2 separate regions of the Homo sapiens genome follow, and region 1 is linked to region 2. A link is an interaction called in ENCODE POLR2A ChIA-PET data of the cell type or tissue named here. Cell type or tissue: Panc1. All regions are shown on one strand. Links, peaks and the distances in the headings refer to the core of each region. The heading gives the core; the rest is flanking DNA.

Region 1 (14,970 bases), core at 6,900-10,899, 62 kb before region 2:
TTCCCACCTTCCCTACCCCCCTCAACCCTTCACGCCCTGTAAGTCATCAGGAGAATAGTGAAAGCTGACTCAGGCAGTGGCGGGTGAGCAGGTGGGTGGCAGTGGCTGAGTGAAGAGGAGCTGCAGAGCAGGCCCCCCACCCCCAACCTGCTGAATGAAGGCTTTAGTGTAGTCCCCATAATAACTGGCAGGCCCAACCATCAGGTGCAATATAGAGTAAAATAGGTGTTCAGGCATTGTATTTCTCCAATGACTAAGTAGCTGTTACCTCTTCCTCTCATTAACCCCCTAGCCCCTTTTTCCCAGCCACCTCCCACACTCAGACTTGCTTCCCTTTGGAAAATGGGAAATGATATGTCTATGAAGCAAAGTGTGGCTCTGTGTGTATGTGTATAGCTATATGTGTGTGTGCATGAAAGTATTTCATGTATATGTGAGGAAGTATATAAAAGGAATATAGGGGCCGGGTGCAGTGGCTCACACGTGTAATCCCAGCACTCTGGGAGGCCGAGGCGAGCTGATCACCTGAGGTCAGGAGTTTGAGACCAGCCTGGCCAACATGGTGGAAACTCTGTCTCTACTAAAAATACAAAAATTAACCAGGTGTGATGATGGGCGCCTGTAGTCCCAGCTACTTGGGAGGCTGAGGCAGGAGAATCGCTTGAACCAGGGAGGCAGAGGTTGCAGTGAGATGAGATCATGCCACTGCACCCCAGCCTAGGCAATAGAATACTTCATCTAAAAAAAATAAATAAATAAAATAAAATAAAAGGAATATATATACTTATGTGTGCATGAAAATATTTCTGTTGATGCCATGCATGGGAGCACATGTGCATGAAACATGCATGGTGCTGTGTGTTTAAGTAGGCGTGTCAGGAACATGGAGGCACACATGTGCACAGGTGTGCAGGAGAGTGTGGGTGGTTACGAGTCGAGGGGACATGAGGCACATGTGTGTGTTTGCAGTGAGTGTGCATGTGACTATCACTCCAGCTACTGTGACAGTGATTGTCTTTGCAGGAGAGAAGTTGTTGGGCTGGGATATTCCTATTAACCAAAGCAATAAAACACCCAACTGGTCTGGCTGCCTCCCCTCTTGCTTCTTTGTAATTCATTCTCCACCTAGCAGCCAGTGAGAGCATTTAAAAATGCAAATCAGGGCCAGGCGCGGTGACTCATGCCTGTAATCCCAGCACTTTGGGAGGCCAAGGCGGGCAGATCACCTGAGATCGGGAGTTCGAGACCAGCCTGACCAATATGGAGAAACCCTGTCTCTACTAAAAATACAAAATTAGCCGGGCATGGTGGCACATGCCTGTAATCTCAGCTACTCAGGAGGCTGAGGCAGGAGAATCGCTTGAACCTGGGAAGCGGAGGTTGCGGTGAGTCGAGATCGCACCATTGCACTCCAGCCCAGGCAACAAGAGTGAAACTCTGTCTCAAAAAAAAAAAAAAAAAAATGCAAATCAGATTATGTCACTCTAAGGCTGAAAACACTCCAGTGGCTTCCCATTGCATCTGGAATAAATCAAACTTGTGACAGTGGCCTGCAGGATGTGCCTCCACTTTGAAGCTTTGCTGTCTGTTCTCCTCTCACTCTCTGGGCGGGCACGCCATGCCTCAGCCAGACATCAAGAGCCTTCATACCTGCTGTTTCCTCTCTTGGACTCCTTTGCTGTTGGGTGGTGTCCTGCCCTCAGGTTTCAGCTCAACATGATGGCATCATCAGTGGGGGCATCCCTGACCCCCAGGTTTAAATTGGCACCCCCAGCCAGGCGCGGTGGCTCATGCCTGTAATCCCAGCACTTTGGGACGCCAAGACAGGTGGATCACTTAAGGTCAGGAGTTCGAGAGCAGCCTGGCCAACATGGTGAAATCCTGTCTCTACTAAAAATACAAAAATTATCTGGGCCTGGTGGTGCATGCTTGTAATCCCAGCTACTCGGGAGGATGAGCCAGGAAAAACATTTGAACCCACGAGGTGGAGTTTGCAGTAAGCCAAGATTTCACCACTGCACTCTAGCCTGGGCGACAGAGCAAGACTCAATCTCAAATAATAATAATAATAATAATAATAATAATAATAATAATAATAATAAATAGGCCGGGCGCGGTGGTTCACGCCTTTAATCCCAGTACTTTGGGAGGCCGAGGCAGGCAGATCATGAGGTCAGGAGTTCAAGACCAGCCTGGCCAACATGGTGAAAACCTGCCTCTACTAAAAATACAAAAATTAGCTGGGCATGGTGGTGCGTGACTGTAATCCCAGCTACTAGGGAAGCTGAGGCAGGAGAATTGCTTGAACCGGGACCCGGGACGCGGAGGTTGCAGTGAGCCAAGATCGCGCCACTGCACTCCAGCCTGGGCTACAGAGGGAGACTCTGTCTCAAAAATAAATAAATAAATAAATAAATAAATAAAATAATAAAAGCAAATAAATAAATAAATAAATAGGCCGGGTGCAGTGGCTCACGCCCATAATCTTAGCACTTTGGGAGGCTGAGGTGAGTGGATCACCTAAGGTCAGGAGTTCAAGACCAGCCTGGCCAACATGGTGAAACTCCGTCTCTACTAAAAGTACAAAAATTAGCCGGGCATGGTGGCGGGCACCTGTAATCTCAGCTACTAGGGAGGCTGAGGCAGGAGAATTGCTGGAACCCGGGAGGTGGAGGTTTCAGTGAGCTGAGATTGCACCATTGTACTCCAGCCGGGGCCGACAACAGCGAGACTCAGTCTCAAAAAATAAAAATAAATAAATAAAATAAAATAAATAAAGTGGCACCCCCAATCCATGTCCATCCTATCACTCCGACTTAGTTCCTCCCCAGCACTAGGTCCCTTAGGTCTGAAGCTGGCACTGAGATGGAGTTAGGAGTGCATAGGGCTCAGTGGGGAGTGGCCCCTATGACATGAACAGGGAGGATGCCGGATTGGGTAGGGGAGCAATCAGACCATGGTGCAGATCTGACAAGGTCTCTGCTGGCCCAACAGGAGGAGTCCTGAGTTAAGTAGAAATGGCTGGACTCTGTATAATAGTCTGGCTCAATCAGGGACTGGAACCATCCACTCAAATAAAAAGGGGAGTCACAGACTGAGAGAAAATATTCAAAAGACATATTTGATAAAGGACTGTCATCCGAGATAGACACAGAACTTGGGCCAGATGCAGTAGCTCACACCTGTAATCTCAGCACTTTGGAAGGCTGAGGCGGGAGGATTGCTTGAGCCCAGGAGTTGGAGACCAGCCTGGGTAACAGTGAGACCCTTTGTCTACAAAAAATTTTAAAAATTAGCTGGGTATGGTGGCGCTGGCCTGTAGTACCAGCTACTTGAAAGCTGAGACAGGAGGATCACTTGAGCGGGGGAGGTCGAGGCTGCAGTGAGCCAGGGTTTTACTACTGCACTCGAGCCTGGGTGACAGTGACACCCTGGCTCAAAAAAAAAATAAAATTATATATACACACAATGAACTCTTAAAACTTAACAATAAGAAAACAAACAACCAGATTTAAAAAATGAGCAAAAGACCCAAAGAAGATACCTTACTAAAGGAGATATATAGATAGCAAGTAAGCATATGAAAAGATGTTCAACATCATATATCTTTTTTTTTTTTTTTTTTAGATGGAGTTTTGCTCTCTCACCCAGGTTGGAGTGCAATGGCACGATCTTGGCTCACTGCAACCTCTGCCTCCTGGGTTCAAGCGATTCTCCTGCCTCGGCCTTGTAAGTAGCTGGAATTACAGGCACCCGCCATCATGCCTGGCTAATTTTTTGTAGAGACAGGGTTTTACCATCTTGGCCAGGCTGGTCTTGAACTCCTGACCTCTGGTGATCCGCCCGCCTTGGCCTCCCGAAGTGCTGGGATTACAGGTGTGAGCCACCACACCCAGCAACGTCATATATCTTTAGGGAAGTGCAAATTAAAACAACACTGGGATTCTACCACACATCTGTTAGAATATCCACAATCCAGGACACTGACAGCACCAAATGCTGGTGAAGATGTGGAGCAACAGGAACTCTCACTCATTGCAGTGGGAATGCAAAATGGTACATTTGAAGACAGTGTGGCAATTCCTTTCTCTTTTTTTCTTGAGACAGGGTCTCACTCTGTTGCCCAGGTTGGAGTGCAGTGGCACGATCTCAGCCCACTGCAACCTCCATCTCCTGGGTTCAAGTGATTCTCCTGCCTCAGCCTCCCTAGTAGCTGGGATTACAGGCACGCACCACAGCACCTGGCTAATTTTTGTATTTTTAGTAGAGGTGGGGTTTCACTATATTGGCCAGGCTGGTCTCAAATTCCTGACCTCAAGTGATCCACCCACCTCAGCCTCCCAAAGTGCTGGGATTACAGGTGTGAGCCACCACACCCAGCCTCAAGTTCGGCAATTTCTTTCTTTCTTTTTTTTTTTTTTTTTGAGATGGAGTTTTGCTGTTGTTGCCCAGGCTAGAGTGCAATGGCATGATCTTGGCTCACCGCAACCTCCACCTCCCGGGTTCAAGCAGTTCTCCTGCCTCAGCCTCCCGAGTAGCTGGGATTACAGGCATGCACCACCACCCCGGCTAATTTTGTATTTTTAGCTGAGACAGGGTTTCTCCATGTTGGTTAGGCTGGTCTTGAACTCCCAACCTCAGGTGATCCACCCGCCTTGGCCTCCCAAAGTGCTGGGATTACAGGTGTGAACCATTGCGCCCGGCTAGGTTCAGCAATTTCTTACAAAACTAAACATACTTTTACTATATGATCTGGCAATCATGCTCCTTGGTAGTTACTCAAATAAACTTAAGTTCACACAAAAACCAGCACACGAATGCTTATAGCAGCTTTATTAATAATTGACAAAACTTGGATGCAACCAAGATATCCTTCAGTAGGTGAATGAGTGAATGAACTGTGGGACATCCAGACAATAGGATATTATTTGGGGCCAAAAAGAATTTCACTACCAAGTTATGAAAAAACATGGAGAAATCTTAAAAGCATATTGCTAGTCTGGGCATGATGTCTCACACCTGTAATTCCAGCACTTTGGGAGGCCAAGGCAGGAGGATTGCTAGAGCCCAGGAATTCTAGGCTGTATATGATTGTGCCACTGTACTTCACCCTGGGTGACAGAGAAGAAAGAAAGAGAAAGAAAAGAAAGAGAGAGAGAAAGAGAAAAAGAAAGAGAAAGAAAAGAAAAGAAAGAGAGAGAGAGGAAGGAAGGGAGAGAGAGAAAGGAGGGATGGAGGGAGGGAAGGAAAGAATGGAGAGAGAAAGAGAGGAGGAGAGGAAGAGAGAGAAAGAGAGAGAAAGGAGAAGAGGAAGAGAGTGAGAAAGAAAGAAAAAAGAGAAAGAAAGAGAGAAAGAAAGAAGCATATTATTAAGTGAAAGAGGCCAATCTCTTTTTTGAGATGGAGTGTAGCTCTGTTGCCCAGGCTGGAGTGCAGTGGCATGATCTCGGCTCACTGCAACCTCCACCTCCCAGGTTCAAGCGATTCTCCTGCCTCAGCCTCCCTAGTAGCTGGGATTACAAGCGCCCGCCACCACGCCCGGCTAATTTTTGTGTTTTTAGTAGAGACAGGGTTTCACAGTGTTGGCCAGGCTGGTCTCGAACTCCTGACCTTGTGATCTGCCCGCCTCGGCCTCCCAAAGTGCTGGGATTACAAGCATGAGCCACCGAGCCTGGCCAGGCCAAAGAAGCCAATCTTAAAAGGCTACCTACTGAATGATTCCAACTATATGACATTCTGGAAAAGGCAAAACTATGGAGACAGCAAAAAGATCAGTTAGAGCAATGAAACTATTCTGTAGGATACTATGATGATGGATACAAGCCATTGTACATTTGTCCAAACACATACAATGTACTACACCAAGAGTGAACCCCAATGTAAACTATGGACCTCACTGATGATGATGCATCCGTGTAGGTTCACAAATCATAACAAATGCACCCCTCTGGTCAGGGATGTTGATAATGGCATGGTGGAGGCGATGCACGTGTGGGGACAGGGGGTATATAGGAAATCCATGTACTTTCTTCTTAATTTTGCCAGATTGCTCTAAAAGATGAAGTCCATTAAAAAAAAAAAAAAAAGAGGCTGGGCTGGGCACAGTGGCTCACGCCTGTAATCCCAATACTTTGGGAGGCCAAGGCGGGCAGATCACCTGAGGTCGGGAGTTCAAGACTCACCTGACCAACACGGAGAAACCCCATCTGTACTAAAAATACAAAATTAGCTGGGCATGGTGGTGCGTGCCTGTAATCCCAGCTACTCGGGAGGCTGAGGCAGGAGAATCGCTTAAATCCAGGAGGCGGAGGTTGTGGTGAGCCAAGATCATGCTGTTCCACTGCAGTCTGGGCAACAAGAGTGAAACTCCGTCTCAAAAAAAAAAAAAAAAAAAAAAAAAAAAGAGGTCAGGCACAGTGGCTCATGCCTGTAATCCCAGCACTTTGGGAGGCCGAAATGGGTGGATCGCTTGAAGCCAGGAGTTTGACGCTAGCCTGAGCAACATGGCAAAGCCCCGCCTCTACAAGAAATACAAACATTAGCCGGGCATGGTGCTGTATGCCTATAGTCCCAGCTACCTGGGAGGCTGAGGTGGGAGGATGGCTTGAGCCCAGGAGGCAGAGGTTGCAGTGAGCAGAGATTGTGTCACTGCATTCCAGCCTGGGTGACAGAGAGAGACCCTGTCTCAAAAATAAAATAAATTCAATTAAAAAATAAAAGAAAGGCCGGGCGCGGTGGCTCACACCTGTAATCCCAGCACTTTGGGAGGCAGAGGCGGGCGGATCACGAGGTCAGGAGATCAAGACCATCCTGGCTAACACAGTGAAACCCCGTCTCTACTAAAAATACAAAAAAATTAGCTGGGCATGGTGGCGGGCGCCTGTAGTCCCAGCTACTCGGGAGGCTGAGGCAGGAGAATGGCCTGAATCCGGGAGGCGGAGCTTGCAGTGAGCCGAGATTGTGCCACTGCACTCCAGCCTGGGCGACAGAGAGAGACTCCGTCTCAAAAAAAAAATAAATAAATAAAATAAAAGAAATAAAAGAAAAGAAAAGAAGAGAAGGGAAGAGAAAAGAAAAAAGAAAAGAAAAGCTTATATTCCTTCAGGACTCCCTTTCCTTCTCTCCTCACGGACATTCTTCTGCTGCCCAGGTGTTGTGACTTCCCCTCAGGGGAATGTGTTTGCTAGGTCTGCCTGTCCTTTTCTCCTCTGGATTGGCTGAATCCTATGTTAACAATTTTCCAGTTTAGGGGCTGGCCTGGCTGGAAGCTCCTGGATCTCTGTGGCTCCTCTGCCCTCCCTGCAGCTCTCTACCCTACCTTCCTGTGGCCCACTGTCCTTCTGGAAAGAATTTCATAAACAAATGACAGCCACTGTAAGCCCTGTCCTGGTATAAATATGTACCCTGACACCCAACTGGGGAGATGGAAATTCAAGATTGGTGAGAGAAGAAGAAAATCCTGAGTAACTCATTAGCACCACCTCCAACCAAGCTTAATCTTGCCTCCTTTGGTGTCAGACAGCGGCAAGACGAAAAACATCTTCCCTCCTCGCCCTCCAGGGATGAAGCTGTCACACAGAACAGACTTGAGGGGGGCCCACCAACTGTGCGCCCCACTTCCATTTCCCAGGTCTTGATTAAGACTTTTAAAGGCAGTTAGCTCTGAAAAGATTAGGGCATCTCCACCCCCATGAATAGTACAAAATGAAATCAATATTAAGCCACAAAATAAGTGTGAGGAAGCCCTTCAACATTTTGAATTTTCCCATGATGACAGCTTTGAAGTTGTTTATTTTTTGAAATATCAAATATGAAATTCTTGGTTTTCTTTTTTTGAGATGGAGTCTTGCTCTGTTGCCCAGGCTGGAGTGCAGTGGCGCGATCTCGGCTCATAGCAAGCTCTGCCTCCCGGGTTCACACCATTCTCCTGCCTCAGTCTCCTGAGTAGCTGGGACTACAGGCGCCCGCCACCACGCCCGGCTAATTTTTGTATTTTTTTTTTTAGAGACGGGGTTTCACCGTGTTAGCCAGGATGGTCTCGATCTCCTGACCTCGTGATCCGCCCGCCTCGGCCTCCCAAAGTGCTGCGATTACAGGCGTGAGCCACCGCACCCGACCTCAATATGAAATTGTTTTTTTTTTTTTTTTTTTGAGGCGGAGTCTGGCTCTGTCGCCCAGGCTGGAGTGCAGTGGCGAGATCTCAGCTCACTGCAAGCTCCGCCTCCCGGGTTCACTCCATTCTCCTGCCTCAGCCTCCCGAGTAGCTGGGACTACAGGCGCCCGCCACTACGCCCGGCTAATTTTTTGTATTTTTAGTAGAGACGGGGTTTCACTATGTTAGCCAGGATGATCTCCATCTCCTGACCTTGTGATCTGCCCACCTCGGCCTCCCAAAGTGCTGGGATTACAGGCGTGAGCCACCGTACCCAGCCAATATGAAATTCTTAAATGATTTTCTCCTTCGCTGGCTTCCTTCCTGTGGGTTTTGTTTGCATGTTGCTCTTATCTGTGATCAGCCCTCACCCCCAGCTGGCCTTCCTGCCTCCACCAGGCCTGCCCTGGTGCTGGACGTGAGGAGGGTGGTTCTAGGGCTGAGCTTGAGGACCCCAGGGGGTCCTTTCATGGAAACTGGCCTGGCGTGCAGAGGGGAGGGTCGCAGAGTCAAGTCCCCTCTCACCAAGGTTAGTGGGCTTGCTGAATAGTCCAGGGTATACCAGCTTAGGGCTGATCAGGGCTGAGCTGAGCAGGGAGGGCAGAGTCCTGGGTGGCTATCAAACTTGAATCAAATCAACAGACAGCTACTGCGGTCCATGTTGTAGGCAAAAAACAAGTTGGCTTGGACGGGAAGGCCAGTACTGGGGTCTTATTATCTGGTGGCCTTGGGCTCTTCTGACCTGTGGGTGGCTCAGATGGTGGAACAGAATGGTCAAGAACCCACTTGGATGCTGCCCATCAGCTCAGGTACATTACTGTCTATAAGGACAGGAGGATCACCCGCATTACAAATAGGCAAACTGAAGCCAGGGCCCATGCCCAGTGATGGAAGAGCTGGATCTGTCTGTCTGGCTCGGTCTGGAGATTTTGCTCACAGTAAGCCTCCAGGGTCCAGAGCCTGGGGCTCCTCACTCATGAGTTTTATCATTGTCTGGCACCTTCTGTTGCTGGAGGGAGAGGTGAGAGGCCTACAGGCATTTTTGTCCTGTCTGCATATTTGGTCCACTATGTGTTGGGCGTTCGCAAATCTGTTACCTCATCCAGGCTGCATCCCTGCAAAGTGGGGAGTGTGGGCCCCATTTTACAGATGAACTCAGCAAAGGAGAGGGACTTGCCCAAGGTGGGGCATATGGTGGGGACTTCTGGCCCCCTGGAAGGGAATCTCCACGGATGCAGAGTCTGTCTGGCTCCCAGCTATAACCCCAGGCCACAGCCCCCAGCACAGCCATCAGTGCATTGTCAGCAAGCAATACATATCTGGTGAATGAGTAAGTCAGTGAATAGTGAATGATTGCTTGATTCCGTTTGGCCCCAAATCTTTGCCCTTTCCTGGTTTTCACCTAGTCTGGGGAGCTGCAGCTGAAAGCAGAATCCCTGGGCCTTCCTGGTGGAAAAGTCTCCCTGGGCTGTGCTGGTGAGAGCCCCTGGGTGAGAGGCCTTAGCAGTGCCAAGGCCTCCCAGCTTCTGCCTGCTCAGGGAACCCCTGCCCTCACCCCTGCCTGCCGCAGCCATCCCTAGTGGCCACATATAGTCCCAGAAGATGCAGGGAGGGTTTCGCTGCAGAATAAACATATAGGCTGTACATCCAGTGATTCAGAAGATCCTACTGTGCTGGCCTCCCTCTTCCCCAAACCATGCTGTTGCCATAGCAACAGTTGCCAAACTAGAGCTTGCTGAGGGCATCCCAATTAACCCCTTCCTGGTGCACAGGGCCCTCAGTACACCTGTCCACATGGCCTGGATGCCCACAGCACTGATGCCCAGGCTGAGAGACAATGGCACAGGGGCAACTTGTGCCAGACAGAGGCAGGGTGGTATTGTGGGCAGAAATGCAGGCTTTGGCGGTCAAAGGGCCTGAGTTGAATCTCTGCATCAGCTATGCGAACTTGGATACTCCAAGAAAACTTTCAAGCCTCAGTTGCAATATGGACCTAATACTGTGTCCACTCACAGAGCTGTTCTAACAGTAGGCTGGATAAAGAATGCATCATAATGTCCAGTGGAATACGTGGCATGCGGTTAATGCTCGTGACTTTGGGCTGGGTTCATGCTCTCTGCATAGGAGGAGCTGGCCAGCATGCTGTGTGTACATATCCAGTCCACTTCTGTTATGCGGGGCCCCAGGGCATGTTAGGGGTGGGCACATAGTTACAGGCATACAGAACAGGGATTCATCTGGGAAAAAGGAAGCCGGTAGCCTCTCAAGCTGTACCAGGCCTGGAGATTGCCCTGGGAGAGCTCTCTCAAACAGCCCATTCATTCCACCTTGAACTCAACCCTCTCAAGGCCCCACTGGGCTCTGGGACTCCCAGAGTGAGAGGTTTGACTAGAAACCAAGAGGGGTAGGAGGAAGCTGATGGAGGAGGGGGTGGGTCTGTGGGTCTCTGGTGTGCAGAGGGGAGGGCTGCAGAGTCAAGTCCCCTCTCCAAAACGTTAGTGGGCTTGCTTAATAGTCCAGGGCATACCAGCTTAGGGCTGATCAGGGCTGAGTTAAGCAGGGAGGGCAGAGTCCTGGGTGGATGTCAAACTTGGACTTCCTCACACTTATTTTGTGGCTTACGAATACGTCTGAGGGGGTGCGGGTGGGGAGGACAGAAAATGAGGCTGTGCTGGAAGCTCTGGACTCACCTGGTGGCCTGTGGCCATGGCCCCCACCCCACCCCCGCCCCCTGTTAACACCAGTTGAGCAAAGGGACCCTGGGGAAAGCGACAGCAGAGAGTAGACCAGAAAAGGCAGTATTAGTGGCCACTGTTGATTGAGAGTCAGCCAGGGGCCAGAGCGATAACGCAAATAAGGCCACATTCCCTCCACCCACTGCTTAAAGCACTCTGATGGCTTCTCCCTGAGGGACCCAAACCCTCAGCTGTGGCTTACAGAGCCTCTGTCCTGGCCCCAGCCCACCTCTCTGCTCACTTTGCACTTCTCTGTTCCAAGCTGCTCTGCTCCCAGTCACTCAGACTGCTTTGTTTGTGTTGTTGTTTTTCAAATGAATTGCTTCTTTCAGCCTCAGCCTTCTGCACAGTCAAGGCAGGTGCCTCTACCTGAAATGCTCACGTACTCTTTCCCCAGTTCATTTACTGCATCTCATCAGTTACAAGATGTGCCATAGAAAAAAACCCTAACTTTTTATTTGAAATAAGTTCAGACTGAATAAAAGTTGCAAAAAATAGTACAAATAATCTTCATATTCTGTTTTACTCTGATTCCCCAAATGTTAGCTTTCTACCGTGTTTGCATTTGTACTGGTGTGATGAACACTAGAGCTATCTCTGTGCATCTCCTTCCCAACTCCCTCTTCAGTGACTTCATGGCGCCAGCTTTAAATTGGCCACAGAGAGTATTTACACCACAGAAATTGGTATCAGGGCTTTTTTGCCCTGAGAGAGTTGGTTGTTAAACATTTTCAGCATACCACCATTTTATCAATCTCTCTCTTTTATCTTTTTAAAACCTTTTTAAAATCAAATTCCCTCTGTCTCTTTTTTTTTTTTTTTTTTGAGACGGAGTCTTGCTCTGTCGCCAGGCTGGAGTGCGGTGGCGTGATCTCGGCTCACTGCAACCTCCATCTCCCAGGTTCAAGCGATTCTCCTGCCTCAGCCTCCCGAGTAGCTGGGACTACAGGCATGTACCACCACACCCAGCTAATTTTTTTTTTTTTTGTATTTTTAGTAGAGAGGGGGTTTCACCATGTTGGCCAGAATGGTCTCGATTTCTTGACCTCTTGATCCGCCTGCCTCGGCTTCCCAAAGTGCTGGGATTACAGGTGTGAGCCACCGCACCCAGCTCAAATTCCCTCTTTATATGTACAGTGTGTGTGTGTGTTCACTCATTCTTTTTATTTTTTTGTCTGAGGTGGAGTCTCGCTCTGTCTCCCAGGTTGGAGTGCAGTGGTGTGATCTCAGCTCACTGCAACATCCACCTACCAGGTTCAAGTGATTCTCCTGCCTCAGCCTCCCCAGTAGCTGGGACTATAGGCGCACATCACCACGCCTGGCTAATTTTTGTATTTTTAGTAGAGACGAGGTTTCACCATGTTGACCAGGCTGGTCTCGAACTCCTGACCTCAGGTGATCTGCCCACCTCAGCCTCCCAAAGTTCTGGGATTACAGGAGTGAGCCACCTCACCTGGCCTCTTTTTCTTTCCTTTTTTTTTTTTTTTCTGAACTGCTTGAGAGTAGGTGACAGATAAGTGTACCTTTATCCCTAAATACTTTGATACATTCTTCTTCAAAACAAGGACATTCTTTTATATAATAACCACAGTACATTTATTGAAATCAGAAAATTAGCATGGCTACATACAGTTCTATTGTCTGATGTACAGACCTTATTCAACCATCTCCAACCATCCTGCTAATATCCTTTACAGCAAAAGAAGAAAAATATTGGGCACAGTGGAAAACACCTGTAATCTCAGCACTTTGGGAGGCTGAGGCGGAAGGATTGTTCGAGCCTAGGAGTTCAAGACCAGCCTGGACAATATAGTGAGACCCTATCTCTACACACACACACACACACACACACACACACAAGCCAAGTGTGGTGGTGCACACCTGTAGTTCCAGCTTCTTGGGAGGCTGAGGTGGGAGGATCACTTGAACCCAGGAGGTTGAGGCTTCCGTAAGCCTGAATTTCCCACCTCAGGCTTCTAAGTAGCTGGGACTACAGGTGTGCACCATCAGGCCCAGCTAATTTTTGTATTTTTTTGTAGAGACAGGGTTTTGCCCTGTTATTCAGGATGGTCTCAAACTCCTGGGCTTAAGCGATCTGCCCGCCTCAGCCTCCTGAAGTGCTGGGATTACAGGCACACATTGCTACACCTGCCTATTTAATTTTATTTTTTATTTATATATTTTTTAGAGATAAGGTCTCACTATGTTGCCCAGGCTAGAGTGCAGTGGCTATTCACAGGTGTGATCATAGTGCACTACAGCCTCGAACTCCTGACCTCAGCAATCTTTCTGTCTCAGCCTCCTGAATAGCTGGGACTACAGGCACGCACCCCTGTACCTGGCTTTATTATTTTATTTTATTTTATTTTAGCACCTTCTCACTTTCTGGCACAAGATGTTCCAGGATCACTTGTATTTTCCCTGAGCCAACCTCAGGGAATTAGCTATTCTCCAAAGTCCCCTAGTTCCTTTTAGTGGAGAATGGCATTTGGAAACCAAGATTTGGGAGCTAGGGTGCTCCCTGCTCCTGGGGAAGATGCACCCTTTACATTTCTGACCACAGGATGCATTTTAGAGATGATGTCTTACAATCCCCCAGCTTGGCATTTGCCTCTTCTCCTTCTGGCCACCCCAAAAACTGAGCCCAGTAGTGACTGCTCAGCCAGGACCCCTTCCCCACACTTCTCCCCAGGCCGGTCCACATAACCCCTTTGTCCTACCTCTTCTTTCCACTGAGTCAGAGCCCAGGAGCCTACCAACCACAAACTCAGGAATTTTATACCCAGCAAAGCTTGCTGCAGGGCAAGGTAGATTTCTCTTGGATTCTACCCTATTCTGATCTCTGCCACTACACATCCTTCTTTGTTTTAAATTAGGTGGGAGAGAGAAAACTCCTCTGGGGCTGCAGAAGGTCAAAAGAGCTCTTTCAGTAAGCACAAAATAACATTTCTAAGGTTAATTGGCTGAATTTTTGTCTCAGTGTTATCTAAAATAATAGTGTGGATGATCAATAGAGTCTTAGATTCGATGAAATAGATTGCACCCAGTTATCCTTCAAAACTGAGCTCACACCACTACTCCTGAGTACTTTTCCTCTGTGTCCCTCAACACAATCAGTAACATGGATTTGGGGGTCACTGTTGGTCCATATCTCTCTGAGTGCCTTGCAAGTGGACTCACCTCTGTGTCTATCATGTTATCATATCTGTATCCTCAATGTGAGGTGCAGTTAGGCACTCAATAAGGATTTGTGGAATAAATGGCTGGATTAATTTAATCTTCTCAACAAGCCTGCAAGCACAGATGACGTTTTCTACTTTACGGGTGGAGAAACTGAGGCTCCTAGAGCCAAAGTTTGTTCAATATTACTTCGCCAGTAAATGGTAGACTCCAGATGCAAACCCAGGTGTGTCAGATTCCTATGTCTGTACAAAGTGTGTCAGTGGAGGAAATGATTTTCGTGAAGAATTGAATTCTTATTCCCATGATGAGGTTGGTCCCCAGAGTGTATAAATTCCTAGAAATTGGGGCAGCACAAATAAGGCTGGGCGCGTTGGCTCATGCCTGTAATCCCAGCACTTTGGGAGGCTGAGGCAGGTAGATCACTTGAGGTCAGGAGTTTGAGACCAGCCTGACCAACACGGTGAAACCCCGTCTCTACTAAATACAAAAAATTAGGCGGGCGTGGTGGCACATACCTGTAATCCCAGCTACTCAGGAGGCTGAGGCAGGAGAATCGCTTGAACCCGGGAGGCGGAGGTTGCAATGAGCTGAGATCACGTCATTGCACACCAGCCTGGGCAACAAGAGCAAAACTCCTTCTTAAAAAAAAAAAAAAGATGCAAGAAAGGACACAGAAGAGAGGGGCTGGTGCTGCAAAACCAGTTTCCACAGGTGGCCACAGTCACTCAGCTCATACTGCCACTAGGTTGGCCTGGGTTGCCCTGCCCCTCTATGGGAGGGCCAGGCAGAGGCATGGGTAAAGGGCAAGCAACCTGGCTGGGCCTGCCTGACCCCAGGCATGGGCCTTGGCCCCTTGTGCTGCCCGACTAGCCCTGGCCTGTGAAGGGAACTTCCACACAG
Region 2 (14,970 bases), core at 7,185-11,184:
GCTGTTCAGAAGGTCGAAACAATCACTATTGGTGACGTTCTGTGTGGGTGGCCACCAACAGAGAAAGAGGCATCAAAGGAGACTCCCGAGTTTCTGGTGTGGGTGTGGCTACTGGGTACCAGGCAGATAGGGTGCCTCCAATCCAGAAGAGAGGCCCTGGAAGCTTTGGTGCAGGAGGATAGTGGGGAAGATGCTGAGTTTGAGATTCCTGGGTGACAACCAGATGGCAGATGGAAATAGGGCCAGGAGTTTGAGGCTGGGCCTTGCTGCTAACATGGGCACTGTAGGTACAGACAGGCCTTTGCTGGTTCTGGGCTCGCCTCCCCACAGCGCGTAGGAGAAAAGGGGCCAGGTGAGGAATACAGATTCTATTAAAGTCCCTCCAGCTGGGCCCTGGGGCTACGGGTAATTCTGTCACCCAGCGCTGCCTGGAGCAGACCCTCTCTGCTTTTGCTCCCCAGCCCTCTGAAGGCCAAGGCATCCCAGGCCTTTCTTTTTTCTGCCTGCAGGTGGGCTTCAAGCAGCCTCAAGAGGAGTCTTTCCCATGGCAGGACTCCCCAGGAGAGAGGCTTCCTCCTCACGCCACTTTGTCCTCTGGCAGCAACAAGTCTCAGGGGCTGAGGTATCCCCTTCCCTTGCAAATCCCAAGGGGGCACCTGAGGTGTTGCTTTTGGGTGGAGAGGGAGCACAGGCTCTCAGGCTGATGAAAATCTCCTGGGGGTGAGCGTTTACTGCTCTCCACAGCTGCCTCCCACCCCTCTGGGGGCCACTCTCCTGCTGACACCCAGCTCGGCACAACTGTTCCACCAAGACGGTGTCCACAAATGCATCCCCAAACGACAAGTGCATGCAAATCACCCAGTTACAGAAGCAAATAGCAGTCCAGAGAGAAGAAGAGCCGGTGAGTGGCCCAAGCTAGGGACGAAAGGAAACAAGCTGAGATTGCAGGTAGGGGGAGAGGGAGCTCTTTGGAGAGGCCCAGAGGCAGGAGGAGGCTAAAGAACAGTGAGGAGGTGGAGAAGAGGAGGCTCTGGGGGCTGCCGGGAGACAGAGGGTCCCAATGACCTGGCAAAGGTAGACTGGTGTCAAGTGGAATGGGAAGTAGAGGGATGCAGATCAAAGGGGCCCCGGCAGGGTCTAGAAGACTAAGTATCATTTCACTCCTCCCTGTACCTACTGTGTTCCAGGGGCTGGTCTGAAATGCAGAGAAGGGATACAGTCCTGTTCCTGGAGTAGTTCACAGCTGTGAAGGGCAGAGACAGGGCAGGACCCCAGAATATGGACCCCTGGCACAGGCTGGAAGGTGCAGGAGTAGTGGTTGGTGACCTGGAGATGGTAGGACCCAGCTGAATGTATCCAGAGGGAGAAGTGGCAGACATCCAAGTAGAGAAGGGGTCGGGGAGACCCAGGGAGCAGAGCAGCCATGCAAAGGTGGAGAGGCAGGAGAGAGCCAGAGGGCTTGCTGGAGCTGCGGTGAGTACAAGCGTGTGTATCGAAATGCACAGAACAGCAAGAAGTGAGACAAGGCTGTCTAGGCAGGTATAAAGCACTTGCCTTGCCAAATGCCCTGTGTGCTCTGCTGTGAATACTTGGATGCAGTGGAGCACATTCAGATGACAGAGAGTGACAAGGTAAGATTTGTGTTTTGAAGACAGTGTGGTGTGCTGGAAGACTGAAGCTAGAGGGCAGCTGGTTAGGAAGCCTTTGCAGTATTTCATGCTAGACGTGATGGAGGCCGGACAAGATACTAGTAACAGCCATGCTTCCATGCCAGGCATTGTTCTCTGCCTCTTTACAGAGTAGTTCACTTGATCATCACAATAGTACTGTAAAGTAGGCACCGTACTACTTTTATGTCCACTTTGCAAGTCAGGAAACTCAGGCCCAGAGAAATGAAGCAACATGTTCAAGTTTCCTTATTAAAGCCCCAGAGTTGGCCAGGCTCAGTGGCTCACACCTCATTGCACTCCAGCCTGGGCAACAAGAGCGAAACTCTGTCGCAAAAAAAAAAAAAAAAAGAGAGAGAGAGAGGGGAAAGAAAGAAAGACAGACAGACAGACAGACAAAGAAAGAAAGAAAGAAAGAAAAGCCCCAGAGTCTGTGCTAAATGGGAAGGCCCTGGCTGTCAGCATGGTGAAGAGGAGACAGACAGGCAGATGTCAAGGAGGAGCAGTCAGGCTGACCTGAAAGCTTCTTGGGAGTGGTGGGGATAAGACAGAGGGAAAAATCAAAGATGAGGGTAAGGGAGAATCCTGGGTCAAATAGCTCCCCCGCCAAATTCATGTCCAGTTGGAACCCATGAATGTGACCTTATTTGGAAATAGGGTCTTTGCAGATGTAATCAAGTAGAGATGAGGGCATACTTGACTAAGGTGGGCCCTAAATCCAAAGACTGGTGTCCTTTTTTTTGTTTCTTTGAGATGCAGTCTCACTCCACTGTCCAGGCTGGAGTGTAGTGGCATGATGTTGGCTCACTGTAACCTCCACTTCCCAGTTTTAAGTGATCCTCCCACCTCAGCCTCCTGAGTAGCTGAGACTACAGGTGCGTGCCACCATACCCACCTACATTTTTTGTATTTTTAGTAGAAATGGGGTTTCACTATGTTGCCCAGGTTGGTCTCAGACTTCTGACCTCAGGTGATCTGCCTCCACCTTGGCCTCCCAAAGTGCTGGGATTATAGCCGTGAGCCACCGTGCCCAGCCAAGACTGGTATCCTTATAAGCGGAAGGAAACTTGGACACAAATACATGGGGAAGGCTTTGTGAAGATGGAGGCGGAGGTGGGGTGATGGAACACCCAAGATTGCCAGCAAACAGCAGAAGCTAGGAGAGGCAAGGAAGGATTTTTCCCCAGAGCCTTCAGAGAGAGAGAGGGCTCTGCCAACACCTTGATTTCAGACTTCTGGCTTCCAGAACTGTGAGAGAATAAATGTCTGTTGTTTTAAGACACCCGGTTTGTGGTCATTTGTTATGGCAGCCCAGGAAACCAATACACTCTCCCCATCTTCAAAGAAACCAGGCCTCTGCAAGGAGAATGGTAGCACATCCACCTGAGTCAGGTAACATTCAAAACACGGAGGGGCCAGCCGCAGTGGCTCACGCCTGTAATCCCAGCAGTTTGGGCGGCTGAGGCAGGCGGATCACGTGAGGTCAGGAGTTCAAGACCAGCCTGGCCAACATGGCGAAACCCGTCTCTAATAAAAATACAAAAATTAGCCCGGCATGGTGGCGGGCACCTGTAATCCCAGCTACTAGGGAGGCTGAGGCAGGAGAATCACTTGAACCCAGGAGGTGGAGGTTGCAGTGAGCCGAGATCACACCATTGCACTCCAGCCTGGGTGACAGAGCAAGACTCTGTCTCAAAAACAACAACAACAAAAACAAACAAACAAACAAACAAAAAAAACACGGAGGGAAAGGGCAGGCAGATCCTACAGGTGAGGCTTGAAAGAAAGAGTGGAGCCGACCTGGGAGGCCCTTGAAAATGAGCTTCTGACAGTGTAATCACGAAAGGTCTTGACGCAAAGGAGAGAGGGAGGAGCCTGAGAGACAAAGTGGATCATCGCAGGCTGGCAGATGAGCTCAGACTGGGGAAGGACACATTCAAAGCTGGAGGAAGGGCACAGAACCAAGGGCAGGAATAAAGGAGCAGCAGAGACAGCAAGAATAGAACCCGGCACGCTGCAGCCTGCACGGAGCTGAGGCTTGCAGAAAGGGCCAACCGCAAAACAATTTTTTTGAAGGTGGGGGGAAGGGCAAGTAGGGAGCTTGAAAAGTTTTCTAGAAACAGGAAGACCTGCCTGGGGGAGTAAGGGCTAATTTGGCACTCAAGAATGACAGATATACCCAGATGCTATTTGTCATTGATCTTCTCTATAAAGATAATGGGGGGCACACATTTTTTTTTTCATGAAAAGGGTGGCACAAATATTAGCAGAAGGAAATTCAAACCCAATTGCTTTGTTTTGTTTTGTTTTGTTTTGTTTTTGAGACGGAGTCTTGCTCTGTCTCCCAGGCTGGAGTGCAGTGGCGCAATCTCAGCTCACTGCAACCTCCGCCTCCTGGGTTCAAGCGATTCTCCTGCCTCAGCCTCCTCAGTAGCTGGGATTACAGGCATGCGCCACCATACTCGGCTAATTTTTTGTATTTTTAGTAGAGACGGGGTTTCACCGTGTTAGCCAGGATGGTCTGGATCTCCTGACCTCATGATCCGCCCACCTCGGCCTCCCAAAGTGCTGGGATTACAGGTGTGAGCCACCGAGCCTGGCCCTGATTGGGTTTTAATGAGATACTTGTAAGATGATGAGATCCCTGTCATAGGAGGTATTCAAGCAGAGACTGGATGAGCCTTTAATCAGAGGTGTTGTAGAAGAAAGTCCTCTGAGACTTTAGAGCGGACACAACTCCTTGCTCATTGTCAGGCCATCTGACCCTTAGTTATGCTCCAACATAGGGAAGACAAGTGGGGTGGTTGCCTAGAGCTATGCCTGCTCTGCATTGGTGAGGAGGCAGCAAAAAGACAGTCTTGCCACAGGGCCACGGCTCAGACTAGGTAGTACCAGGGAAATCATAACCCTGTGAATATGATGGTTTTCTTGCTGTGAAGGTTTTGTGATGGTAAAAGTACTAACTTAAGTTTTCAGCTTTGTTTTTGTTACCAAGCACTGAATGCAACACGGCATCAACAAATCACCCAACCCTCCCCATTCCATGCCCACCGTCCCATCTTTGGCCTCCCTCCATCCTTGACCTTCTGCCCATCCCTGCCTATTCGCAGTGGCCTTGTGGCTGAGGAGCACAGAGGAGCAAGGCAAGCCCCTCTCCCTGGTGGCAGGGGGAGTCAGGAACGGTTCCCTCCTTTCTCCTTTCCTTCCCTCCTGTGTCTCCCCTCTTTGTTCTCCATTTTTCCCTCTGCCTCTATAGCTGGCAGGATGAGCTGGCTGGGGATGAGCCAGGGCAAGCCCTTGCCACCCCTGTTGTCTGTCTGTCCATCAAAGAGGGGGATGGTGGGATCATTAGGAGGATCTCGAGAGCCCCTTTGCTCCCACAGTGCAGGATGCACACTCCTCCCAGCCATGCCAGACCTGGCTCTCCTCCACTCAGGTTTCCCCAGGAGGCTGGGTCTACTCCTTGTGTGTTGGCTGCAGGTTGGGGAAGAAAACAGAGAAGTGTGCCCTTGGCTGAGGACAAGAATCTGCATGATGTTTTCTTTGACCTTGAGAATGCCTTTTGCTTGCCCTGCAGAGCAGGAGAGGAGCTGGAACTTTCCCGTTTGGCTCTGTCAGCCAAGTGCAGCTTTCAAGTTCTCTAGGGACTGCTGTATTTTCTCATGAGTGAGTCAAATGCTCAATCTGAGGCCTGGGAGACAGGGTGGAGGAGGGGAGTGGGGAAGGGGACACCAGCATCTACCTTCGGTTGGGAGAATTAGGCTGAAGCCTGCCTGGGCTACTGGTATGTGTCCTTAGGCCACCAACACCATTATCATCTCAATAAACAGCATATGCAGTGTGCTGGGTTGATAGCGTTTCTCTCAGGTTCCGACTTCAGATCTCCGGCTCCTCTTTCACTGGACGGATTCCAAATACTACAACTCCCTGTGTGACAGCTGGAGAATCACTGCACCTTTCTGGGCCCCATTGAGTGACAGAAGATCGGAATGGATAGTCACATGCCTGCCCCAGCGTGGAAGGAGAAGAGCCTATACTTCCATCCATTCTGGCCTCTTCCAAGTTCCCCTCATTTTTCTCTCTAAGATCAAATAAATAAACATGTTGTTATTCTTTTTATACATTTAATATATGCTCATGAAAGAAAAGTAGCAAGGGCCAGGTGTGGTGGCGTACACCTGTAATCCCAGCACTTTAGGGGTTGGAGGCGGGTGGATCCCTTGAGGCCAGGAGTTCCAGACCAGCCTGGCCAACATGGTGAAACTCTGTCTCTAATAAAAATACAAAAATTAGCCAGGTGTGGTGGCACACGCCTGTAGTCCCAGCTACTCGGGAGGCTGAGGTGGGAGGGTCACCTGAACCCAGGAGGTTGAGGCTGCAGTGAGCTGAGATCGCACCACTGCACTCCAGCCTGGGCGACAGAGGGAGACTCCGTCCCAGAAAGAAAAGAAGCAAAAAGGCTATAACAAGAGTCACCACCTAGAAAACAATCACTGTTCACATTTTGGAATGTGTTATTTTTTTCTCTCTACCCATTCATTCCTCTGGCAGACACTGATGACTCCTCCGTGACAAGACAGGCAGGGTTCCTCCCTTTCTGGTGCCTACATGTCAGTGGGAAAAATTGTACATAAATCTATATAGCATCTACAGACAAACAAGACAGGGCTCTCTACGGAAGTCCCTTCTCCTCTCTCTCTGTGTCTATTGCCATTGATTTCCTCCCCAAGAATCCTTCCTTTTCTTCTACACATCTATGCTTTGGCAGAAAAGGGCTTAGTATACCATGAGAGGGTGCCAGGGGCCCAGGCCTGGGTGGGCTGCATGCTGGGACTGTGCCCCTGGGGAGGGGAGAAGCAGCCCCGCCCTTGGCAGAAGCGAGATTCATTTGGGTCCTTGTCTAGAGTGCTCAAGGCTGTTAGTGCCCCTGCCTCATGTCAGCAAAGCCTCACTCTGGTGGGTGGAAGGAGAGCCTCTGCAGAAGTCAGGCCCAGAGAAGGGTCTGGTCACCTGGCCAGGTCACAGGAGCCAGGACCTGGTTTGTTCCCATGAGGCTTGGGACCTCTCATGGCCCTTTCTTTGCACCCCAAGTAGTGTGAAGGAGGAGGAGGGTGTGCTCAGGCAGCTGAGGAAGGAAGGGAGAGGCAGAGGAGGGAGGAGAACCAGACTCGTTTCCAAAGCAACCACACATGTGAGCCAGCTGCTGTCACCATGGAAACAAGGGGAGCCTGCTCAGAGGCTGCACTGTCTCAGGGGAGACACAATTTTTGACCAAAAAAAAAAAAAAAAAAAAAAAATATATATATATATCCTTTGATAAAAATAAAGAAAAAATAATGAAAGCCACACTCTCTGGGATTCGGGGGCACTGCAGAGTGAGGTGACAGAGAGGAAGGGGCTGGGCTTTGCAGAGGATGCTGCGGCTTCTGCTGCTGCAGAGAATTGCCGAGTCAGTGTTTTAGAGCCAAAGGGGGCCTCAGAGACCACCCCCCCTTGATGGATGAGAGTGGGTGCTGGGGAGGGAGGCTGGCGGCCCCTGGAGGTCCCAGGGCAGGAAGAATCAGCACAGGGAAACCCAAGGCCCCTGGGAGAAAGGCAGGGTCACGCTGGGTCTGTGGGGCTTTTCTTTTCTTTTTTCTTTTTTCTTTTTTTTGAGACGGAGTCTCTCACTCTGTCGCCAGGCTGAAGTACAGTGGCGGGATCTCGGCTCACTGCAACCTCTGCCTCCCGGGTTCAAGCGATTCTCCTGCCTCAGCCTCCCGAGTAGCTGGGACTTCAGACACCCGCCACCATGCCTGGCTAATTTTTGTATTTTTATTAGAGACAGGGTTTCACCATGTTGGCCAGGATGGTCTCGATCTCCTGACCTCGTGATACACCCGCCTCGGCCTCCCAAAGCTCTGGGATTACAGGCGTGAACCACTGCGCCTGGCCTGGGGGCTGTGCTTTTCATGAGCTGGTGTGTGGAGCCAGGAGGGAGAGAGAGGCAGGCGGGCAGGTGCAAGCCCCTTTAGCTGGGACAGGCGGTCCCGCAAATGTCTTGGCCTCTTTCTTCCTCTCCCTTTGCCCCACCCTTCTGCTAAGCTCAGCCTGCAATGTTCTGGCTGCCTCCCTGGGGACAAAGCTGGGTGAGCCCCCACCAGTTGGGCAGGCCTCAAACTCAGTTTGGTGGGCATGGGACAACAAGAAGTGCTCCTGGCGCACTGGTCCTTGACTAGATATTTGGCCATAAGGAGATGCTCTTGGTAGGAGTCAAGTCAGGAAAGATCAGGAAATACACAGGACAGGAAGGTGGGGGCCTTAACAAATCTTTTTTTTTTTTTTTTTTGAAGGAGTCTCGCTCTGTTGCAAAGGCTGGAGGGAGTGCAGTGGCGTGATCTTGGCTCACCACAACCTCCTCTTCCCAGGTTCAAGTGATTCTCCCCTCAGCCTCCTGAGTAGATTGGGACTGTAGGCATGCACCACCATGCCCAGCTAATTTTTGTATTTTTAGTAGAGACAGGGTTCTACCATGCTGGCCAGGCTGGTTTCGAACTCCTAACCTTATGATCCACCCGCCTTGTCCTCTCAAAGTGGTGGGATTACAGGCGTGAGCCACCGTGCCCGCCCCCATTTCTTTTTTTTAATCACAAGGCTTTCTGAACTGCGGGGTTCTATGCAGTAGAGCTGGGCCTGGACCAGACGGGAGGCCAAGGGTGGACGCCATCCGAGTGTCCTCCGATTTCACTAGAAGAGTCTCTGCTTTTATCTCTTTTATATGCTTTTTTTTCCCTTTCATAAAGCACTTTCCTGAATGTCATCTCATTTGCTTCTCTCATCACCCGTGAGAGGAGATGTCCCCATCCCTTTTGTGAGGATGAAGACACAGCCTCAGAAAGGTTAAGTTCCATGCCCGAGGTCACAGAGCTCCCAATCAGCCAGAACAAGAATCCCAACCCCAGTTCCGGGTGCCGACCCCATTTCACAGGTGGGGGAGACTAGACACGCCCAAAGGTGTGCTTCCCGGGCAGGCAGGATCGTCCCTGGCCTCTCCGAGAAGAGCCCAGAGTTGCAAGGAGACCCTGCCCCACGACAGTGACACAGACTGGCCCAGGTCAAGGGCACATCTGGGGGCAGTGATCTGGCAGCCTCTTTGTCCTGGAGCTCCACCTACTCTTTCCCTAGGGCTTTGTGCAGCCTCAGCTGAGAGCCCTGGAGATGAGGGTGAAGGGAGGGCGGCAGCCACAGGGAGCTGGGCGGGTGGGACTCTGCCAGGGCAACGGGGGGTGGGCAGCAGAGAGGGCGGGCTCCAGCTTGACTCTGCCCTCACCTCTGGGAGGCTGGTGCCTCTTGTCAGCTGCCCTTCCCTCCCCCCATCCCCCAGCCTCTAAGGCAGCGACCACGTGGGTGAGTTGCCATGGAAACTGTGGAGTTCTATTTGAAAGCAATACACGGTGTAATGTGAGATGGCTTGTTGGGGGGTGATGGGGGATGTGATAGGCAGGTGGGGCATCTACACCTGTTTGGCTAAAGTCCTCCCAGCTCATCTCTTTCCACCAAAAACTGTTTGGGGGCCAGGCCACCTTCTTTCCCACAAGATACTCGCCTCCCACAGTCCCACCGCCAACCACCCACTTTCCCCAACCCCGTTTGTAATCTCAGGCAAGAATCCCTAAGCACTGTCCTGACTACCCCCCACCCCAGAGAAGAAGCCATTATCCCTGTGACATAACACTAGGCGGCAAGAAACCAAGGAGGTCATTTTTGCCATACAAGGGACAGGACGGAGCTGCAGGGATTATCTGGATTACAGGGCACCTGTGTGGGAAGGGGGTGGGCAGCACTGGGGGTCCCACTGCTGCAGAGATGAACACGTGAACCCCCTTCTCCCCCTCCCCACCGAGGTTTAACAGCAAGGCCGGCCAGAGTCCGAGGGCTCGCAGGAAGCAGGAAGGCGGAGTCTAAGGAGAGACGGGCTTGCCATGGCCTCAGAATTTCCCTGAGACCCACACCCAGTCCCTTGCTGGTCCTGGCTCACGCCTGGTTTAGGCCCTGCTCTTGGTCTTGCCTGCTGTCACTTTTGCTGTGTCCTCCACTCCCAGTCCCACCCCCAGTCCAAGCGATAGCAGAAGAGTTCTGAATTTTCTCCTCCATTTGGCTGTGTGACTTGGGGTAAATTGCCTAGCCTTTCTGAACTTCACCAGCTTATTCCGTGAAACAGGGACAGGGAAAAAAAAAAAACCTGCCTCATAGAGTTGCTGGGGGATTAAATGAAACAATGTATTCAAAGTGCTTAGCATAGCGCCTGGTGTCAACAAAAATAGAAGTATGATTACTATTATTATCCATCCTTCAACACTCAGAACAAACCCCATCTCCTGCAAGAAGCCTTCCTTTCTCTGAGGGAGGAACTAGGGCTCAGGCGCAGCTGCTGTGTGCCAAGAACTTCGATGCGTTTTCTTACTGCGTCTTCACAACAGCCCCAGGAGGGCGGTGCTGTTTTCATTATCCCCATTTTACAGAGGTGGACACGGCGGCGCAGCGAGCGTCTTGCTCAAGGTTGTTGGCTAGTAAGAAGCAGGTTCAAGGTTCAAACTCAGCCTGTCTGGTTTTAAAGCTGTGTTTTTTCTACCATGATGTGCACCTCATAGATGGTACAAATCCTCCCCCAGCCATTTTCCTTCCAGTTCAAAGCAGGTCATCATTGCTTCTGATTTCTTTCTTGCCTTCTTTTTGCCTTGATTCCCTGCACCAGGGCAAAGAATAAGGAGGTAAGCCGAATGCTCAGGGAGGGTCAGGAACTCAGACATCTCCTGGCTTACTGGAAGCTTATGCAGCAGGGAGCTGGAAGCCAAGCTCGGGTGTTTGTGAGAAGCAGGTGACCCAGGTGGGGAAAGGGTTCCAGGTGCTGGTTGAGGTGGGTTGGACGAGGTGGGCTGGACTCCAACAAACTCTCCCCAAGCCCACTCTGATTTTCTGCTTAGCTCTGGCCTTGGTCTCTAGACCCCAACTTCCCAGACCAGGCCTGGTGAGGGCTTGATGGATGATCTTGACCTGGTTTTGCTTTTTGGGGGGCTTGAACTGTCTCCTTTAAGGAAGAAGAGAGAGATTGAGGGAGAGAGAGTGAGAAGGTTGGGGGAGAAAGGAGAAATAGGAGGGAAGAAGGAGGAGGGAGGAAATGGAGAAGGGGAGGGAAAGACAGCCGGATGGAGAGGGGAGGACAGGGAGGAGGGGAGGGAAGCCAGCCCTGTGTGGTTGTGAGCTCCGAGGCAGAAGAAAGGATGAGAAAGCAAGAAATCAGCTTCAAGGGAAGGACGAAGGGGGAGGGAGCCGACGTTGGTGGGAGAGTGCGAGAAAGAGGAGGAGGGCGAGAGAAAGAGAGCGAGAGAAGGAGAGCGAGCTGGGGGAAGGGAGATGAGAGGGTGGGGAGAGGCCTGGGGAGAGAGAGGAGAACAAAGGCAGAGATTGAGCGCTGCTTTCTCCCGCCACACGCAGAGGCCTCAGTGGGCTCTGAGGGGCTGAATGAACCTGGAGCCAGTCATGACTCAGCCTTGGGGCTCTCCTGCCCCACAGACAAATCCTTTCTGGCTCAGCAGTTTCTACTCTATCGAGTGGGGGGTACCATCCTCCACTGTCCATCCTCCGCTGTCCTCCATCATCCTCCACTGTCCATCCTCTACCATCCTCCACCCTCCATCCTCCACCATCCTCCACTCTCCATCCTCCACCCTCCACCATCCTCCACTCTCCATCCTCCACCCTCCACCTTCCACCCTCCATCCTCCATCCTCCATCCTTCATCCTCCACCCTCCATCCTCCACCATCCTCCACCCTCCATCCTCCACCGTCCTCCACCCTCCATCCTCCACCATCCTCCACCCTTCATCCTCCACTGTCCTCCACCGTCCATCTTCCATCGCCCTCTGCCATTCATCCTCCACCACCCTCTGACATCCATCCTCCACCGTCCTCTACTGTCCACTCCTTTCCTGGGAGGGAGTCTTCCCTGAGGCCCTGATAAAAGCCCCGTCCCCACCTCCCAGGACTTTGTGGCTGGTACCTGCCCTGAGTTCTTCCAGTTGCACTGTCCTGGATAACCCTTCTGGAACCTTCCAAAGAGGCAGAAACTGGTCGCTGTGCTGGAGGAGTGAGGAGTGGGTGTGCATGCAGCCTGAACAATCTCCTTGTCCCCCAGCTGCTGAAGCCTGTCACCTTTCTAAGGAGTTAGTGCCCAGGAACCAGCTTTTCCTTAATAAAAGAACTCAAATGTATTGAGAGCTTAGCAGGAGCTCAGCAAGTTTTATGTTGTATCTCATTTAATCCTTCACAGCAACCCTAATAGGTCATGGCATTCCAGTTTCCAGAAGCATAAATGAGAGTTAAGGAGGTTTGGTTATTTGCCCAAGCTAACATAGCTAATAGGAGGAGGAACGCTGGTGTCTAGCTCTCATCTCCCAGGGCCAGAGGTCGTGGTCCTCCTGGGGTTTGAACCCAAGGCAAGGGCTGAGGCAGGAGAGTATGGGATTAGCTAATGGCTTATGATGGCTTGGGCAAGTCTTGGAAGTCTCTGTACCTCAATTTCCCCATCCAGCATCTCAGTTGCTGTAGGAATGGTGGGAGGGAGAGGTGACCCGAGGAGTCAGGACACAAGGTCAGTAAGGCAGCGTTTGAGGGTGGTGTCTTTTTGCAGGGAAGAAGGCCCCAGGTACCTGGGAAGAAAGCTCTGAAATGGTGTTCCCCTGCCAGCAGCCTTATCAGCATCTTCTGGGAAGACCAGATGGATGGTAATAAGGCCCCGTTTTCATGGGGCTTCCAAGAACCTTTCTCCAAAGCACTTTCATATATGGGTAAACACACACACATGCACACACACACACACACACACACACACGCCATTCTTATCGTTAAAGCCACTTCCCATGCATGTAAAGTCCACCTGACTTCATTTTATATGGCTGGGCTCCCCAGCTGGAGAAGGCCAAGGTCACATAGTTAGCAACAGGGAGAGCAGATACCACCCGGATGCATAGGTAGTGACAAAGTTTCTGTCCTCAAAGCACCTTGTGAGCTCTCAGGGAATCAGTAGGCACACAGCACCCACTCCACACCGGGCCGCAGCCTACCCTCCCCCACCCCCACGGTACCTGGGGGTCATCCTGAAGACCGTATGCATTGCCATGGACTCCCCGGGCACCACCCTGCAGCCTGCCCATGCCCCTCTCCAGCCTGAGCTGCTTCCCTCCCAGCCCAGAGCCCTGGTGAATTCCCCCGTCACCTTCCATCAGGGTTCATGTTAGAGCTCCAGTTTGGAAAAGGACTTCCCCCTCCTCCTCCCCCAACCCCCTGCCCAGATGGCAGTTCCCCTTCCCCAGGGACCAGTGATGCAGCAGCTCGTGTAGCCTGCAGTTGCCATGGTGATAGCCCTCCTTTGGCTTTCCATGGGGTGGGGGATGACAGGGAGGGTGTGAGTGTGGTGAGTGTGTCCCATTTTCCGCTCCAGGTGAGGAGAGCTTATGGAGTGGAATCCTACCCTCCTCGAGTGGGGTCTGCTCCTCCTCCCAGCTGGGACCCAGCCAGCTCAGTGGCATCGCAGCAGCTGGGAAGACTGGAAGACAGACAGGGACACTGGACTGAAGAAAGATGTCCCAGAAGGAGCACTGGAGGTGGGGGGTGGACATGGCCATTGGCACAGTTGCCAAAGGATGGAGGCCGGAACCTGGGGTGGGAGCCAAGGCATCGGGGAGCTGGGAGGAGGGACAGGCTGGAGCCTCAGAGCCTCGGAAGAGACCCGGAAAGGGTGGGCCCCTTATTTCTGCCATCCACCCAAGGAGTCTCCCACTGCGCTTCCCCAGTCAAGAGAAGGCCCCTCTGCTCTTCCAACATGATCTGTAATTTCCGGCAGACATTTGAGGCCCCTGACATCTGCATAATGTGGGCCAGTCTCTTAGCAACGGGGAACAGCTGTCTGGCATTTCCAAGATTAAACTGTAACTATACGCGGTCCTTGCCAGGGGGAGGGGGTGGGGGAAGGGGATAAACACTGCCTCCTGGCATTTTCAAACTCATTTAGCTTTTATTCATTTCCTGCCTCCAGTAAAGAGGCCAGGGATTCGGGCTGGGCTGTTACTGCCCCTGCCACCGCCGCCTGCCACGCCGCTGCCACCACCTCCGCTGCTGAGGTTGCAGATGGCTCTTCCCCCAGATCTGTTTGCATGCGGGTGGGGGAGAGATAGGAGACAGCACTCGCTCTTTTTTTGTTGTTTTTATTTTATTTTATTTTTTGTAAGTGCTGCGATCCTGGCATACTGTGTAGCTGCAGCCCAGGAAGAAAAGCCAGTGTGGCCCATCAGTTAAAGCCTCCAAGTCAGCTCGAAGCTGGATTAATTCCATCAAGCTCCGTGGCTAAAAGCTAGCTGCGTGACCTTGTGCCAAATTCCTTCACCTGCCCACACCTTCACCTCCCTGTCTGTATAAGGACATAATTCTACCCTGAGGTGGCTCTGAAGACTGTGTATGCACTCAGGCAATGGATTCATGATTAATAATTGTGGTTCTCTGCTCCTTTGGTCACCTTCCAGCCGCCATCCTCTGCTAGTGACCTCGGGCTCTGCTACTGGGGCAGAGAGACACAGGCCATTTCTCTGGGAGCTGCCACCTTGAACTCCGGTTCCCTGGGGCCCCAGGCGATGACATTTTTGCCCTGCAGTACTTAACCAGGGCTCAGCAAGCCCTAGCAGGGCCCTCTCTGTGGCTGGCCAGAGGTGTCCTCATCCCCTGGCCTGCTTGGGCCAGGCAGCTCCTGTTTCCCAATTGCTCTGCCAGCTCCTGCCACTTGGCTACAGCGCCTGAACTCGTGAACACGGTGTTTTGGTTTTGCAGCAAGAAGGAAAAATAAAAGGGCGGGTGTGGGGCCCGGACAGGAGGGTGAGAGGGAGAGAGAGGAGGAGGGAAAAACCCTCCAGCCGCCTGTGCTGGCCAGTTCCAGGAATGTGTTCTCGGACATCAGTGCCAAAGCAGTGACCCAGGCGTGGCGGCCAGGCCGGGTCTGGAGGCCTTCCCAGGAGAAGGGAGAGGCCGGCTCAGGCTCCAGGGCTGAGGCTGCCTCGCCTCCCGCCTCCCCCACGACGCCTCTGCTGACTCATCGCTGCCCCAGCTGGCAGGAGCCTTTTCTGGGGATGGCTGTTGCTAAGATTCCTTGGAGATGACTGATTGCTTCTCCTTGAGCTTTGTGAAAACATGTTTGTAGACTGCACGCAAACACACGCATGCACTCCTGGGGGCTTACACGCCTGGCCTGGACACCTGTGCATGCACGTTTATGTG

The links. ChIA-PET counts read pairs that join two places held together with the same protein. Peaks named below come from ENCODE experiments on the same cell type or tissue, not always from the same donor. Only the 100,000 strongest peaks of a DNase experiment are listed, where the experiment ranks them.
Region 1: POLR2A ChIA-PET joins it to region 2 with 9 read pairs; 8 of 35 experiments call an interaction of 5 or more read pairs at or near these places.

The regions. Positions count from the first base shown.
Region 1 is chr14:76,980,553-76,995,522 of GRCh38, reverse strand. No RefSeq gene overlaps it. Among named protein-coding and RNA genes, the nearest start is that of LINC01629, 28 kb to the right of the region's middle. RefSeq lists enhancers at 1-10, 1-471, 1,189-1,689, 1,690-2,190, 14,378-14,877. In Panc1, for the core only: no CTCF peak of the experiment used is centred there; no DNase peak of the experiment used is centred there; H3K27ac peaks cover 638 bases.
Region 2 is chr14:76,918,788-76,933,757 of GRCh38, reverse strand. LOC124903349 (a long non-coding RNA gene) reads left to right here and starts at 4,251. Exons shown (of 2, transcript XR_007064274.1): 1 at 4,251-5,333; 2 at 5,535-5,786. RefSeq lists enhancers at 6,048-7,004, 8,113-9,107, 9,108-10,103, 12,404-14,970 and silencers at 8,518-8,812, 14,635-14,785. In Panc1, for the core only: no CTCF peak of the experiment used is centred there; no DNase peak of the experiment used is centred there; H3K27ac peaks cover 2,925 bases.